Linked DNA regions of Homo sapiens: region 1 is linked to region 2. A link is an interaction called in ENCODE POLR2A ChIA-PET data of the cell type or tissue named here. Cell type or tissue: Panc1. All regions are shown on one strand. Each heading gives the region's core, and the rest is flanking DNA. Links, peaks and the distances in the headings are about the cores only. Region 1 overlaps NT5C2 (5'-nucleotidase, cytosolic II). Region 2 has its middle 7.0 kb from the start of RPEL1.

Region 1 (2,910 bases), core at 263-2,762, 130 kb after region 2:
GTTTCAACACCCAAGCTTAAGTTTTGATGGCTTATGTAATCTAGAAATTCACTTTTTGCAGTGGTAGTATATATACCCTATCACAAAGAGCTTTTGTTTGTTTGCTTTTTGAGATGAAGTCTCACTCTGTTGCCCAGACTGGAGTGCAGTGGTGCAGTCTTGGATCACTGCAACCTCCGCCTCCTGGGTTCAAGCATTTCTCCTGCCTCAGCCTCCTAAGTAGCTGGGACTGCAGGTGCGAGCCACCACGCCCAGCTAATTTTTGTGTTTTTAGTAGAGACGGGGTTTCGCCATATTGGCCAGGGTGGTCTCAAACTCCTGACCTCAAGTGATCCACACGCCCCGGCCTCCCAAAGTGCTGGGATTACAGGTGTAAGTGCTGGGATTACAGGTGTGAGTTACCACTCCTGGCCTTACAAAGAGCTTTTGGAGACTCAAAGAGACCTAAATTTTGGCTTCAGCTGATGTTTGTACTTGCTATATAACTTCACGTCAGCAAATGGGGAAGATATATCATATTTTTAGGAAGTACTCTGAGTTCATTGAGAAAAAGGAAATTTAAAGTATTTCCATAGGTGGAATTTCTAGAAAGTCACTTCGGTTGAACACTTGGGAAATTCTGCCCTGCCAATAAATATAATGTGGCAAGTATAGTGTTTTTATTTTCTGCTATTCTAGGATTTGTGCTGTCAAAATGGGGATTTGAGACTTTTTCTCTCCTGTATTGTTTTTCACTGAAAATTATGAGTACATTAATTTGTGCTTCAAATCCAAATTGTCTCATAGACATAGGTTTTACTCGATAGTCACTCCATTGCTCTATAGTTACCTAATTTCTCTAGCTGGAGAAATTGCTGATTTAGGGGTGAGTGTGGGTGGGAGTAATTAAGGTTTGTTTTTTGTCTCCCACTCTTAAGGCATATCCAGCAAATTGTCCTTCTGAAAAAATTAACAATTGAAAACATTTTATATGGACCAAATCCTGTAAGAATAAATGTCAGTAGATTACCCAAATTACTTAGCTATACTGGAACTTTATTTCATTAAATACAGTTTGAAATAAATGGGGCCTTGGTTAGGATTGAGAAATAATTTTTGTTTTATGGAGATTGTACTAAAATGAGATTTACTTGCAACTGGGGTGGGAGCATGGGGCATTGAGGAGGGTAAGGTGAGAGTGGTTATACTTATAACAAATTTACAACAGTAGGTGCCATGCCTTATGGTTTTATGATACACCAGCTCTTACTCTATTAGTGTATATAGCACTTTATTTTTTTATCCACAGTGTACATCATATAGATTTAGGAATTCCACACTTAAGTCTTCAACAAGTTTTTTTTAGGGGGATGGGAGAGGATGAGGCAGGATTTAAGGGGAAGAAGGTAATATAGCCAGTTTTGAAAATGTTAGCCATGGCTGGGCATGGTGGCTCAGCCTGTAATAGCAGCACTTTGGGAGCCCGAGGCAGGCGGATCACTTGAGGTCAGGAGTTCGAGACCAGCCTGGCCAACATGGTGAAACCCCCGTCTCAACTAAAAATACCAGGTGTGGTGGCGGGCACCTGTAATCCCAGCTACTTGGGAGGCTGAGTCATGAGAATCGCTTGAATCTGGGAGGCAGAGGTTGCAGTGAGTCAAGATCACGGCCACTGCACTCCAGCCTGGGCAATGGAGCGAGACTCTGACTCAGAAAAAAAGAAAAAGAAAAAGAAAAAAAAAAGTTAGCCAGGGTTAGCATTGGCATTAAATTATTATTACCCTTGTGACAACAAAAGAAATAAAGATGGTTTTTTTCTTTTGGCATTGTTCTGATGAGACTCAAAAGACCTTAAAAGGCTTCTGGTTTTAAAATCTGACAAATATTTATTAAAGGATTTTGAAAGCCCAGCTTGCTTTTTAAAAACTTCAGTTTAATTTTAAAAATAGATATACATTAATGTAAGTTTTAAAGGTACAAGAAGTACATGACAGTTTCCTTCCCTGTCTCTTAAAGGCCACTCAGTTCCTTTCCTACGTGGCAACTAGTATTACTGTTATATATTTCCAGAAATATTCTAAAGGATTGTTTTTGGAAAGGGAAAGTTGAATCACACTCATTAAAGTATTAGCACCAACTTGGATAGGTAGACTAATTGCAATGAAAAATCAGTTTGCGCCAAAAGCTAAAGATGTTAATAGTAGATGGAAGAACTATAATAATAATAGTTGCATTATTATGAGATTACAAGAATAGGATGGATATTTTTGCCTCATTTGGCATTTAGCAAGCTAGCAGGTCTTTTTAGCTGTTATTTTTAATATGGCTTACTCACTCCTGGAGACTGATGGAAAGATGCTTACCTAAATATTTCATTTGGAAGAAACCTATTTAAAGGAGCAACATTTTCTTTTCTTTTCTTTTTTTTCTTTTTGAGACAGTCTCACTCTGTCGCCAAGGCTGGAGTGTAGTGGCACGGTCTCGGCTCACTGCAGCCTCCACCTCCTGGGTTCAAGCGATTCTCCTGCCTCACCCTCCCGAGTAGCTGGGATTACAGGTGCCCGCCACAACGTCCAACTAATTTTTGTGTTTTTAGTAGAGACGGGGTTTCACTGTGTTGGCCAGGCTGGTCTGGAACTCCTGACCTCAAGTGATCCGCCCGCCTTGGGCTCCCAAAGTGCTGGGATTACAGGCGTGAGCCACCGCACCTGGCCGCAACATTTTCTTTCTGCTTGAATTTCAGTAGTAAACTCTGAAAAGTTTTTTCATTATGGAAAATTTCAGACTTACACAATAGAGAGAGAACCCCTCATTGCCTGAAATCCCTGTTATTTGACCTGTAACAAACTCAATGCTCCTTTGGCAGATAAGGAGAGATTTAGTTTTATATACACATTTGCATATTTTTTTTTTTTAGACAGAGTCTCGCTC
Region 2 (2,910 bases), core at 297-2,796:
TACCCACCTCTGCTATAGTATCTTCTTATGTCGTCAGAGCTAATTATTGGCTCCTTCACTTGTTTGTGAACTCCCTAAGGACCATGGATGTTTCATTTTGAATCCCCAGAGCCTAGCAAAATACCTGGCAGGGAGAGGGCATTTAATGCATGTTGCTGAATGAATGAATGAATGAATGAATGAATGAAGAATGAATGGAGACCAGGTCATAGTCTAAATCAGAAAAGTAGATTAAGGCCAGGCATGGTGGCTCACGCCTGTAATCCCAGCACTTTGGGAGACCAAGGCGGGAGAATGGTTTGAGCCTAGGAGTTTGAGACCAACCTGGGCAACATAGTGAGACCTCATCCCTACAGAAAATAAAAAAAGGCCGGGCACAGTGGCTCACACCTGTAATCCCAGCACTTTGGGAGACTGAGGCAGGCGGATCAAGAGGTGAAGAGATCGAGACCATCCTGGCCAACATGGTGAAATCCCATCTCTACTAAAAATACAAAAATTAGCTGGGCATGGTGGGGCGTGCCTGTAATCCCAGCTACTCAGGAGGCCGAGGCAGGAGAATCGCTTGAACCCAGGTGGTGGAGGTTGCAGTAAGCCGGGATCGTGCCACTGTGCTCCAGCCTGGCAACAGAGCGAGACTTTGTCCCCCCCCCAAAAAAAAAAAAATTAGATGGGCATGGTGGCACCTGCCTGTAGTCCCAGCTACTCAGGAGGCTGAGGTGGGAGGATCGCTGAAACCCAGGAAGTCAAGGTTGCAGTGAGCTGTGATTGTGCCACTGCACTCCACCCTGGGCAACAGAGCAAGACCCTGTCTCAACAAAAAAAAAAAAAAAAAAAAAAGGAAATGTAGATTAAACCCATTATGTAGTGGACAGAGCCACATTTATCAGGCAGACTCCTGCTTCACAGTTTCAGTCTAACTTTTTCTAAATGTTTGATCTTTTCTTGAGGAAGCTATGGGTTTACACTGTGGCAAAAGTAGTTAGGTAAGTTATGAGCTAGGACTAAGAAATATTTTTTAAAATCCCAATGTGTTTGTGTGGGAGGCCAAGAAACAGCTTTCTCTTGATCTGTCTCTGAGGATAGATCCTACCAGACTTTTTCTCCACCCTAGACCTGTTCCCGAGGATTATCCATTTCAGAATTCTTGACCTTCTAACTCTAGTGACGTAACTGCCTCAGTCAGGCACGCCCTGGACCTTGTCATGATTGTCCAGCTCAGAAATGCCAACAAACTGGTCTCTGGCCGGAACTTCCTTGCCATCGGTTTACTCCCTTCCCCTACTCCCAGCTCCCTGTATCTCTTTCCCAAACCCCAGCCCATGAGTGCCTCCTTTCTTCATTCTTGTCCACAGGGTGGTGCTCCTCTTGCTGTCTGAGGCCAGTCCCTCAGTGTGTGCTGGATTCCATCCTTCCCAATTCCTCGGCGCTCGGCTCCATCCTCAGCAGCACACTTCCCTCCATCCTCACTCTCTCCTTTCTGGCTTTTCCTTCCATACATAAACAGTCAAGCTTCTCTCACCTCAGAAAGGTACCTCTCTCTAGCTATAAGCCAGTCTTGGAAGTTCACTTCACAGCAGAGCTTATCAAAAGAGCAGGCCCTGTTTGCTACCCACTCACCCTTAACTCCATTTCTGGCCCCACCTCTCCAGTTGTTCTTCCCAAGGCCACAGCAACCTCCTAATTGCACAATCTAGCAAGTAGCTTTTTGTTTGTTTCTTTGTTTGTTTGTTTTTGAGATGGAATTTCACTCTTGTTGCCCAGGCTGGAGTGCAATGGCACGATCTCGGTTCACTGCAGCCTCAGCCTCCCGGGTTCAAGCAATTCTCCTGCCTCAGCCTCTCAAGTAGCTGGGACTACAGGCGCCCGCCACCATGCCCAGATAATTTTGTGTATATTTTTTAGTAGAGACAGGGTTTCACCATGTTGGCCAGGCTGGTCTTGAACTTCTAGCCTCAGGTGATCCGCCTGCCTGGGCCTCCCAAAGTGCTGGGATTACAGGCGTGAGCCACCGCACCCGGCTGCAGGTAGTTTTCAATTGCTATTTTGCTTGCACTTTGTGTGGCATTTGACACTATGAACTACTCCTGTCTTCTGGAACCTCTGTTGTTCTTTTGTTCTTCCTTCGTTTGCAAAGCACTCTCTTTGTTCCTTTTTTTTTTTTTTGAGACGGAGTCTCACTCTGTCACCCAGGCTGAAAGGTAGTGGTGCAATCTTAGCTCATAGCAACTTCTGCCTCCCAGGTTCAAATGATTCTCATGCCTCAGCCTCCCGAGTAGCTGGGACTACAAGTGCCCACCACCAATCCTGGCTACTTTTTGTATTTTTAGTAGAGATGGGTTTTCGCCATGTTGGCCAGGCTGGTCTTGAACTCCTGACCTTAGGTGATCTATCTGTCTGCTTTGGCCTCTCAAAGTGTTGGGATTACAGGCGTAAAAAAAAGACTGCACCCAGTCTTTTTTTTTTAGAGACAGGGCCTGGCCGGGCCTGGTGGCTCACGCCCGTAATCCCGACACTTTGGGAGGCCGAGGTGGGCGGATCACGAGGTCAGGAGGTCGAGACCAACCTGGCTAATACGGTGAAACCTCGTCTCTACTAAAAATACAAAAAATTAGCTGGGCGTGGTGGTGGGGACCTGTAGTCCCAGCTACTTGGGAGGCTGAAGCAGGAGAATGGCGTGAACCCGGGAAGCGGAGCTTGCAGTGAGCTGAGATTGCGCCACTGCACTCCAGCCTGGGCGACAGAGAGAGACTCCATCTCAAAAAAAAAAAAAAAAAAAAAAGAGACAGGGCCTGATTCTGTCATCTAGGCTGGAGTGCAGTGGTGTGATCTTAGCTCACTGTAGCCTTGAACTCCTGAGCTCAAGCAATCCTTCTGCTTGAGCCTCCTGAGTAGCTGAAACTACAGACA

Evidence for each region. Peaks named below come from ENCODE experiments on the same cell type or tissue, not always from the same donor. Only the 100,000 strongest peaks of a DNase experiment are listed, where the experiment ranks them.
Region 1: POLR2A ChIA-PET joins it to region 2 with 13 read pairs; 14 of 35 experiments call an interaction of 5 or more read pairs at or near these places.

Annotation. Positions count from the first base shown.
Region 1 is chr10:103,107,656-103,110,565 of GRCh38, reverse strand. All of the region lies in intron 4 of NT5C2 (5'-nucleotidase, cytosolic II), which reads left to right. Among named protein-coding and RNA genes, the nearest start is that of NT5C2, 84 kb to the left of the region's middle. In Panc1, for the core only: no CTCF peak of the experiment used is centred there; no DNase peak of the experiment used is centred there.
Region 2 is chr10:103,237,445-103,240,354 of GRCh38, reverse strand. No RefSeq gene overlaps it. Among named protein-coding and RNA genes, the nearest start is that of RPEL1, 7.0 kb to the left of the region's middle. RefSeq lists an enhancer at 1-62. In Panc1, for the core only: a CTCF peak has its summit at 1,150; a DNase peak (open chromatin) is centred at 1,302; H3K27ac peaks cover 2,175 bases.